Linked DNA regions of Mus musculus: region 1 is linked to region 2. Evidence: chromatin loops called from intact Hi-C (ENCODE). Cell type or tissue: left cerebral cortex. All regions are shown on one strand. Links, peaks and the distances in the headings refer to the core of each region. The heading gives the core; the rest is flanking DNA.

Region 1 (5,381 bases), core at 282-5,281, 130 kb before region 2:
GCCAGTGGAGGCCATGAACAGAATGTCACATTTGTGTCATTTATTGCTCACAGTCAGCAGAGGGAAGTTTGGGACAATCCCATCCACAGGCCCCTTGGGCTTGGCTGAAAAGTTCTGGCGCTCTCTCTCATAACACATCACACTTGGGCGAAGCAGATCTCACGTGTGAGCTCTTCACTGGTTTCAATTCTAAGTAAAAAGGTGGGATCCATCTGTCTTGGCAGACGTGCCTGGAGACACCTTGGTCTATTTGCTCCTGGATAAGTAACTAAGAGTCTGCCGAAGCTACGTCCAATGTCAAGGTGACCTACAAGACATGATGCCCAGAGCCCCAACGAAACCAAGTATAGAGTCAGTCTTCAAGCTCCACATAAAAACCTTGCCTTGGTGCCCATGGTTCTCTGCCAGCCTTGATAGCATCCTCATGCTCCTCCTTTCTTCCCAGGAAGCCCAGATCACACACACACCCACTTACCGTGCTTTCAGTTGTGATAGAATTTTCTGAACACTCTCCAGACTTCCTAAAGAGGTTTGGGTCCCAAACTCATGTCTGTTTGTCCTGACTCTTAACTAGTTACTCTCAATGGAGCCCCATTGCTGAGGATTATTTAAAGGGAGACCAGATGTGTATAAAGGAAAGCAAAGATTCAGAAGGGGGAAGTGAGAAGATGTGCTGATGGTTGGTGCTGATGCTGCTGATGGTGATGCTGATATCTGTGATGACGGTGGTCATGGTGATGGAGATGATGGTGGGGTTAGTGATGCTGAGGGCCATGTTGACGGTGATAATGATGGTGGTGGTGATGGCCAAGATAGTGAATAGTAAAGACCGATAATGGTGATGACTCTCACAGTGGTTTCAATAATGATCATGGCAGTGCTGGTGATGATGACGGTGACAGTGATGGCAAAGGTTATGGTGATAGACAACTATGATAATGATGTCAGGAGTGCTGACAGTGATGCCGCAGATGGTTGTGATGATGCTGATGATTGTGATGACAATCGTGATCATGGTGATGCTGATGGCATTGATGCTGCTGACCGTACTGATGGGGGTTACAGAAATGACTACGATGATACCGGTGGCGGCAGTGATGGGCTAGCAATGATGGTAGATCTCATGCCCTGTGCAGGGTGCAGAGGTCTGCATGTGTTTGATGGTTTACACTCATTACAATTTCAACTTCCCTCATAAGGAGAGAGCCAGAACAAAGAACCCAGTGAGATCTCTGAGCTCTAAAGACCACACTCCTGATGCCTTTAAAACATCCCCTCCACAGGCAAAGAGAGAAAGTCAAAACCAAAGAGGAACAAGAGAAACAGCATAAAGATGCTCCAAAGATGACTAGCTCCATAGACAAGAAGTCAGACCACAGTCTGAATAGTCACTCATGTAGTAACCAGAGGGAGTAAATGTCAAACATTCATTACTAAAGGCCAAATGAATGTCTCTTAATCTACTCAGTGGGAAGCTGAGGAAGGCCTGGGTGCTAAGGATAAATTTCTTAAAAGGGACTCTGAATGCTGTAAGGTCTGAGGGCAGACCTCATTTCTCTGATTTTTCTTCTCACTGAGTAAAGAGAGTCTATCTCCTGCCCCTGGACCTGGACCATTTGTGCCTTCTTCTCCCACAGACCGTAATGGATGGATACCAGCCTGAAGGGTTCTAAGATGGGGTACAGAAGGCCCCTGTAGAAGACCTCCCTCCTCATTCTACCAAGCCCTCACTGTTGGAATCCTATGACAGGGATGTCATACCTGAGGGTGCCTGATGGTTGGAACGCAGCCACGCCACTCATATTTCAGAGCAAGAGCATTTGCCAGTACAGCTCGCCTACATGTTGCTACATTCTTAGTGAAATAGTCCAAGAGACATGGTGGCTGCTCATCTGAAAGTAGATTTCTGGGTGATTTATTCTCACTATCAAAGTTAGGTTCAGATGCAAATGCAGAGATCCTACTACCATAAGCAATCTTAGGACAGCAAGACTCTGGGAGGTAGGTTTCTCTAATGTCACCAACATCCTATAGACAGGACTGTCTATAGGACACTAGACCACTCCTCTCATGAACGTACAAGTGGCTTTGTCCTTGTGGCACTACACATCCATGCTCAGGACAGTGAAGACCCAAGGTCAACAGAGTAGCAAGAGCAGCCCCTGTCCCTTGTAAAAGGGCCACTGATGGTGAAGCCCACCACTCAATCTGCTTGCTCCTATCTTATGGATTAGGACCGGGTCGCATGACCAGCTCTGCTTTAGAGAAGTTTGAGAAAATGAATACTTCAGGTTCTAAACTAAACAGATTGCTCTGAGAGGGCAGAGGGGCGGACTGGATCGTGATCGGCTCTTTGGCACCAGCTATCCCGTCTAAGGCTTACTAGGTCCTCAGTCAGCAGTAGCTGCCTTTTGACACGTGACTGGCTGAGCAAGAAAGATCCAAGATTAGGAGATTTAGGAAAATGTGGAGTCAGGAGTCAGGGGTTAAGGGCCAGGGGCCAGAGGTCAGGTGCCAGGGGTCAAGAGCTGGGGCTGAGGGGTGCGTTGGGGAGAAAGATAGAGAAGAAAGCAATACTTTTATGTTCTCAGTCCTAAGAGACTAAACATAAAGGAATTCTTAAGACTTAGGGGCTGGCAGCAACCTTAGGTCAGACTGGTTGCAACAAACCTTGAGGGAAAAAAAAAATCATTTTGCCTCAAACATCCATTTAAAGAAATGAGACAAAAAAAAAAAAGGCTCTTGGAGCCTAGGCTCACATTTTGCTGGGACGTGTGTGTGTGTGTGTGTGTGTGTGTGTGTGTGTGTGTGTGTGTGTGTTCCTTCTCAGAGATCCTTCTAAGTCAAGCTGCTGCCTCAGAACAGAGACTTCACAAGCTAATTAATTTCACTCTGGAAAACCGCCCCGCCAGACAGCCTAACGTTGTCTTTCCTTTCACAGCATTGCTTCTAAGAATGGCTCCCTGGTTAAGCATGAGAATCCGGTACCCTCCTCCATGCTTCTCCCGGTTGATGCGTCTTAAGTGCCCTCCTCCTCACTGGCCAAGCAGTTTAATACTTTCAGGATTACCAACTATCCCCGGGGCCATTAAACCTTCCTCGCTGGTGGGTGGGGGCTGGAACTGGGCTGGGAAGCTACGAGAAGTCATTAAAAGTAATTTGGTTCCAGGTTATAATTAGGATCCATCTGCATGGCGCTCTTCCCAGCCACCGAGACGGCAGAGGCTGCCCTCCACCTGTACTTGTGGACAGGGCCCCAGGGGATGCAGGGGAAACCTAGCACGGGAAGATTGGGGGAGCTGGGAGGAATGGTGGAAGAAGCTGAGAAGAGAGCTGGAATCCGGGGTGTGTGGTTTGCAATCCTCTCGCTCATGAGAAAAAAGTGGGCCGGAAGGAGAAGAGAGAGGGCATGCATTCAGTTGGAGTTTCTCTCTGTGGATCACGGTGGCTCCTCATCGCTCAGGTACACAGCCATGTTTCCTGGAGCGTGCGTGCCTTTGCTCCCACAGGGAGCACAGATGCAGCAAGAGATGCAAGGACCAGCAAGTTGTCTAAAGACCTGCAGGTACTGCCAACCTCCCCTGCTGGGAGTCACCATGGAGCAACAAAGCTGTGAACTGACAAGAGCTCAGATTGTTGGAAGAAAGCAGAGCCAACTGCACCGTGCCCACACGGATAGGGGAAGTTCCACAAGGACCCGCCTCCCAGTGAAGAGCTATGAACAACCAATGGCTGCTGAGAGGAAGAATCAGTCGTCAGGGACAAGCCCCCTGATAGGCTATCCGATTACACGTGGTCAGCCCTAAACTTATGAACTATGGGGAAAACTGGTCTCTGTGACTGGTGTGTGTGTGTGTGTGTGTGTGTGTGCGCGCGCGCGCGTGTGTGTATCACATATATGTGTGTATATGTGTGTATATATATGTATTATATGTACATACATATATGGCAGTGTGTGTATGTATGTATAATGTAACAATAATAATTATAAAAGATTGGGTTATGAAATTGGGAGAGAAGGAGGGGTACATAGGAGGATTTGAAAGTGGGAGAGAGAGGGGCAGAAATTCTATGCAGTATTCATGCATGCAATTCTCAAAAAGCTATAAAAAAATACATTTAAAACATTGGCTTGATCTCCCTTGGCTTTTTGACTTTGGCAGTTTTAACATTCAGACCTAGTGTAAGTTAAGCAGACCCAGGAGGACCTGCGAGGCCTGTGGCCAGCATAGTATCCTCCCCGACTTGCTACACACCTCTATTTGATACCATGGGGTATTGCTTCCCTTCAGAGCAGACAGATCTGGGATTTGGTTGTTCTTGCTTTGGTAAGTTACATCCTGAGTTAATCTTGCATCTCTTTCCCATTGGCTTTGTTTCCATATAAAATTATTTCACATTGGTGTAGCATTTGTGGTTTAAAAAAAAAAAATGCTTCATGGGCCTGCAGACTGGCTCAGTGGATAAGAGTACTTGCTGTTCTTACAGACCTTGGTTCTCAGCACATACAGGACCCTCTCTCCAGCTCCAGGGAAGCTAATGGCTTCTTCTAGTCTGTGCCAGCACCTGCACCTGCTGCATATACACACTGTGCACACACACAGATGTAGAATAATATACACAAAACTAACATGGCTCACGGGAGTATGAGGTTCTTCTTTTGTTTGGATGCTTTCTATTCAGCCACAATCTCTGCCTGTCTGTCTTTTGCACACACATAAACATACACACATATGCACATACACAGAAACATAGAAACACACACACACATTTTCTCTGTCTATGTTTCTTTCTCTCTGATGTTTATGTTTCTATCTCTCTGTATCTCTATGCCTCTAGCTCCCTCTCTTTGTCTGTGCCTCTGTCTCTCTCTGTGTCTCTATCTCTTTGCATACACATTCTCTCTATCCCTGTCTTGTTTTTTTTCTATCTCTCGGTGTGTGTGTCTCTCTCTCTGTCTCCCTGACCCTCTATGTCTCTCTCTCTTGCTCTCCAGAAGACCAAGAGGAGGACATTTGAACAGGACTCACATAGAGATGGCCAGTATTCACCAGTCAGCTCTCCATTGTCCTGACATACCATCAAGATGAGTCACCACAAATGCCCCTAGCATCCTGCACTATGGGTGAACATTTTTTGCTAGCATCTCTAGCAACATCTTTGTCTCATTTAATCAAATAGCTCATGCGCTCATGCGCTCCGGTGAGCTGGCAAAGCTGGAGGTGGACAAAGAACCAGGCTCTCAGGGTCACTGTGGCGGGGGGAGGAGAAAGGCTTCATCTGCTGCCACGGAAGTCATCTACTTAAGCCTGGTCTTCCAGTCTCCCTGGTGAATGCCTCTTAACTTCAGAAGCCATGGGAGAAAATGCCCAGTTGGCCAA
Region 2 (5,381 bases), core at 202-5,201:
CACACATGGGTGTAAGTACACAAGGAGGCCAGAAGGGGGCGCCGGATTGCTTGGAGCTGGAGTCTTAAGCATCTTTGAGCTGTCCAACATGAGTATTGGGATTTAAATGCCGGTGCTTATGGGCCCTTAGAGCAGTGGTTCTCAATCTGTGGGTCAGGAACCCTTGGGGGGGGGCTTATAATTATGAAGTAGTAATGGAAATAATTTTACGGTTGGTGGTCACCACAATATGAGGAACCACATTAAAGGGTCGCAGCGTTAGGAAGGTCAAAAAACACTGACCTTCCTATATAGATCATATAATCACCAAGCCATCTATCTCTACAGCCCCTGAGTCATACTCTCTTGATCTCCTTGTGGAAGTTATGAACTGAAGATAGATTGTGTCATGCAGGTGTCTCTCTGTAGAGATGCAAAATATATGTAGCCGTGTGTGTGTGTGTGTGTGTGTGTGTGTGTGTGTGTGTGTGCATGTGTGTGTTTGTATACATATAAGTATACATATACATATACATATACATATACATATACATATACATATACACTCTATAAAAAGTGCCTGGGCCAGGGTAAATGTGTAGCCGCCAGCAGCCATAGAGAACTGGGTTCCTGAAAGGAAAGCTGGGGATGGAAGGGACGGATTGGACACAAGACAAAGTTTCTGATCAAGGCCCAGTGTTTAATTCTTAAGTCTGAATTTAAACGGGGGAAACCCATCCCTGCCAGGATCTCATTGCTTTGCCAGGATTTCATCAGGAAAACAAGCTCAGCTGCTCGGCAGGTAGTGGCTTCTTGCAGGAAGCTGTAGAGGTGGCAGAAAAAATAGACTTCACCTAAGTGGGAAGACTCCACCCTAGGTGGGCTAGACGACTGTGGCAAAACAAGGTCTGATTTAGCCCACTCAAGGCTGGGGAAAGGGCACAGTCTTAACACATGTTACTATTATCTTTCTTTCTGCTTCCTATGTGTGGACGAAACGTAACCAGTCAGCCTCTGCTTCTGCTGCCACACTGACCCCTCCATGATGAACTGCATCTCTCTGGAACCATAAACTAAAATGCAAATTGCAAGCTTCCAACTGCGGTCGGAACTGTGAGAGGAAACAAAAGCCAAGAAGCAAGGCAGGAATTTACTTTCCTTTTTGACCAATGGGAGGGATTCTTGAGTCCTCGCCCCTATGGGAGGAGCTACTGACAGTTGATGGTGGCTGATGGGAGGAGCGCAGGTCCCTTTGGGGACTTGGCTGCTGTTATATTGCCTATGTACCATGAATGCACACACATTCATGCACACGGGAGCACTAACAGGACTCAGGGTTATGAATAACAACTTTAAAAAAAAAGACATTTTAAAATTCGGAGGGAACTGGGGTAAAGGCTCCATGGGGAGTGGGGGAGTGGGGGATGGATATGATCAATACACATTATGTAATTGTATGAACTTTTCAAAGAATAAAAATATCATTTTAAGAAAGAAATGGATGGGATGTGGTGCTGCATACATTTAATCCCTGTACTTGGGGTGTAGAGGCAGGTGGATCTCTGTGGTTTAAGGCCAGCCTGGTCTATATAACAAGTTTCAGGATTTCCAGTACTACATAGAGAGATCCTATCTCAAAAACAAAACAAAACAAAATAAAACAAAACAAAAAAACAAACAAACAAAAAAACCCAAAAATTGGCATGTGTCTGGACCTGGAGTTTGGGTTATAGTTTTTCATTGGAAAGTGCTTTCTCGATGTCATTTTCTGTCTCTGTCTTACGGAATATTGGACTACATACAACAGTATAATACACATTTTACAAAGACAAAGTGCCTATAATAGCCAATCCATTGGCATTTATTCTATAAACGTCTATACTTTGTCTTATGATTCCTTTTCTTGTATCTTAGGCGATGCTCTTGGGATGTTTAAAAATAGATAAGATTGTAAACAAAGCAATGAGAAAGGTAGCCTTTGCCATACAGAATTGTAAATTTTGATGTGGTAAAGGCATATGGATAGGTGTGTGTGTACATTCAAACAAGTGTATGTGTGCATGAATGTGTGTGGTGTATGCATGCATGGGTGTGTATTTATTTTATGCATGCATCTATAAATGTGTTTGCCAGGGCTGTCCTTGCACAGGCCCAGGTTTGGTTCTGTCTACCTACAATGGGCACTCACTACCACTTGAAAGTCCAGTTCCAAGGGATCCAGTACCCCCTTGTGGCCTCCACAAGCACTGCATGCATGTGGTGCACAAGCATACACATAGAAAAACACTCATACTCATAAAAGGAAAATTTTAAATCTTTTTAAAACATGTATGTGAAGGCATGTGTGCTGGTTTTAATAAAAATGCCCCCCCACACACACACCATAGGCTCATTTATTTGAATACTTGATGACCAGGGAGTGGCGCTATTTGAAAGGATTAGAAGGATTAGGTGATATAGTCTTGACCTGTGTCCCTGGGGTTTCAAAGGTCCATGCCAAGCCCAGAGTCTCTCTCTCTGCCTGCAGATCAGAATGTAGCTCTTGCCTGCCATACCTGCCACCATACTCTCCACCATAATAATAATGGACTAAACCTCTGAAACTAGAAGCAAGCCCTAAATTAAATGCTTTGGGTTTTTTTGATGTGGTTTCACTGTGGTCATGGTGTCTCTTCACAGCAATAGAACACCAAGACAGCATGTGGTATATATGAACATGTGAGCACTCATGCGTGTTCTGGCTATAACCCGTAATAGGAAAGAACATTTAACGACTGCACAACCCATATATATCTAGTCTCCAGACAGTTTATTTATTTAAGGTGTTTTGTCTTGATCACAAGCGCTATCACAGGAATACATTTGATGAGCATGGCTTCCTGGTGTATGGGGCAAGAGCCATTAATATCAAATGCAAATGTAAAATTTAAATGGCTTCATTTGTTGAGGGATGAGCCCTTCACTTAAACCAATATACAAACTGCTCTGGGACTAGAAGTATAAATAGGAACACAGTCTGTGGACGTAAATAAATAAGAATGAAGGAGTGCTCTGAATATTAATGGGGACACTTTCAGCACTAGCTAAGGGTCCTCAGGCAAGTTCTTTCCCTCTGAGCATTTGAATGGGGAGAGACACCCCCCCCCCAGTTCCAATCCTGAAAGCTCACTATGGGGATTAGGCAGATAGTGCATGGGGAAAGTGAGGCTGTATGGGATGACAGTTTCTTCCTGATCACTCTAGAGCAGTGTTTCTCAACCTCACAGCATGACCCCCTTGGAGGTGTCAAACGATCTCTTCACAAGGGTCACCAAAGGCCATCGGAAGTGTCAGATATTTACATTAGGATTCATAGCAGTAGCAAAATTAGTGTCTGGCTCCCAGGTGAAGGGTGACTTGGCTTGAGGGGACATGAACGAAAGGCTCCACATGGTGGTAGGATGCTTGAGGGGAGGGCGGAAACAACTCGTTTGGTCCTTGGAGGGACACCCAGGCTGTGGATGTGGAAGAAAGGCATAAATAGTCAGAGCACAAAGAAGCATCTTCCTGGGATCCTTTGAGGGAGAAAGAAGGATGTTCTTTACGGTTGTTTACCCCTAAGGAAGGGATGTTATCAGAGTCTTATTTATAACTGGAGGGCAGGTAGGCTATGGTGCATCTTGGCCTGCTGATCCCTGCTTCACTTGTGAGGAATAAAGCAGAATTAATTAACTAACTAATTAATTAAGTAATTCGGATTTCGTGGGTGGGAATTCCAGCCACCCAGAAGCTAGTAGACCCATTCTCTCTCCTCTGAGTGTCACCTGAAGCCATCCATGTTCTTACTGGGAATATAAGGCCTCCGAGGGCTAAGGTCCTCCAGTCCCAGGTTCAAGGCTGCATCTTCTAAAGCCACTAGTAAAAGGAAACGGGGTGGGGGGAGAGAAAAAGAAGAAAGAAAGAAGGAAAGGAAGAAAAGAGAGAGAAAAGAAAAGAGAAAAGAGGAGAGGAGAGGAGAGGAGAGGAGAGGAGAGGAGAGGAGAGGAGAGAAGAGAAGAGAAGAGAAGAGAAGAGAAGAGAAGAGAAGAGAAAAGAAAAGAAAAGAAAAGAAAAGAAAAGAAAAGAAAAGAAAAGAAAAGAAAAGAAAAAGAAAAAGGAAAGAAAAGAAACAGGCTTCAAGAAACACAGGGTGGCATTGTTAAGGACCTCCCGGCCTGGGGTCGCTCACCCAAGCCTTCACAGACAAAACTGCAAATTCTGCGTTTGAAAACGAGCCAACACTCAGCTCAGGAAAAGGAAAAAGCATTTGTTGACAGAGATGATTGTTAGACACATTAATTTGGAAAATATTTGGGAGTAGGGATTTCCTTTAGTACCCCCTAAGAGGTAACAGGGAGACAGGGCTGAGCTGTCTTCCCCACGTTCTGGGATGCTTTCGTCATTAATTAGATTGTGGCTACATGACAAGGAATGTGGCGAAGCCACCCTGCCCCCTCTCCCTCTGTTCAGTCCTCTCTCCCTTTGGAAAAAAACATATGGCCCAACTTTATTATGCATTAAACATTTCCCCCATCCATTAACTCAGCTTGTAAAATGTTTCCAAGGATCTGCAATGAGAGGAATACACATATTTCTCAACAGTCCCGACCCTTGGATTTTAGCCGAGGGAACCCCGATTTCCTTGCTGATCTCCATGCCGTGCCTGGTGTTTTTCCCAGAGAGCATCTAAGAGCTGGAACTGCCAGCTACAAAGAGTAAAAGGAAATGAAAGGTGTTCAGCACATTCACGGGGGAAGTACTGGCACGGAAGCCGGAAGCTCAGCTTTCCTCCAGGAGAGGAAGGGCGTTGGTGCCCTCAATACGGTAGGGGAGAGTAGTGAATTTAGCCGACAAGTGGAAGTGGCTGCTCAGCGTGATGCGCCCCGTTCCCTTCTGAGATGTAAGAGTGGATGCACACCGCTTGTTTTTGGAGGCATGGCTCTGAGCATAGATGCTACCAGGTCCCTAGACTGCTGCCTCATCCTAGAAACATGTCCTGATCCCTCTGGGGAGGCATGGAAGTTCGCGGGAGACTAAAGAGAAACGCACCACGCTGACAGATAGCGCCCACCGATTGGGTCCTCAATCTCTTCGTCCATCAATTCAGACCTTGGATGGCACCAAAGATCAGGTTTCAGTTTTGCAAGCCACATTCATGCCAAGATGGTGTGTACCTTAAGGAGCTCAGGGTTCTTCTTGCTTGGGCCTGCTGTGCTTGCACATATAATAAAATTGTTTGGGCCTGTTAACCTGATATGGTCTCATATAACCTAAGAAACAACCACCCGGCATATAGCTGTAAGAAGGTTCTAGATCGGAAAGACTCACCTTATGCGTAGCACCAACCCAAGGACTGGGACCCTAGACTGAATTCAAAGGAACAA

Evidence for each region. Hi-C counts contacts between places; a loop is a spot of excess contacts. Peaks named below come from ENCODE experiments on the same cell type or tissue, not always from the same donor. Only the 100,000 strongest peaks of a DNase experiment are listed, where the experiment ranks them.
Region 1: it touches region 2 in a loop (3-fold over the local background); 20 of 42 quality-filtered maps call a loop at or near these places.

What each region holds. Positions count from the first base shown.
Region 1 is chr5:128,533,692-128,539,072 of GRCm38, forward strand. No RefSeq gene overlaps it. Among named protein-coding and RNA genes, the nearest start is that of Gm38612, 34 kb to the right of the region's middle. In left cerebral cortex, for the core only: no CTCF peak of the experiment used is centred there; DNase peaks (open chromatin) are centred at 2,893 and 3,509.
Region 2 is chr5:128,663,032-128,668,412 of GRCm38, forward strand. No RefSeq gene overlaps it. Among named protein-coding and RNA genes, the nearest start is that of Gm33931, 9.0 kb to the left of the region's middle. In left cerebral cortex, for the core only: a CTCF peak has its summit at 2,222 (motif pointing left); DNase peaks (open chromatin) are centred at 2,198 and 4,651.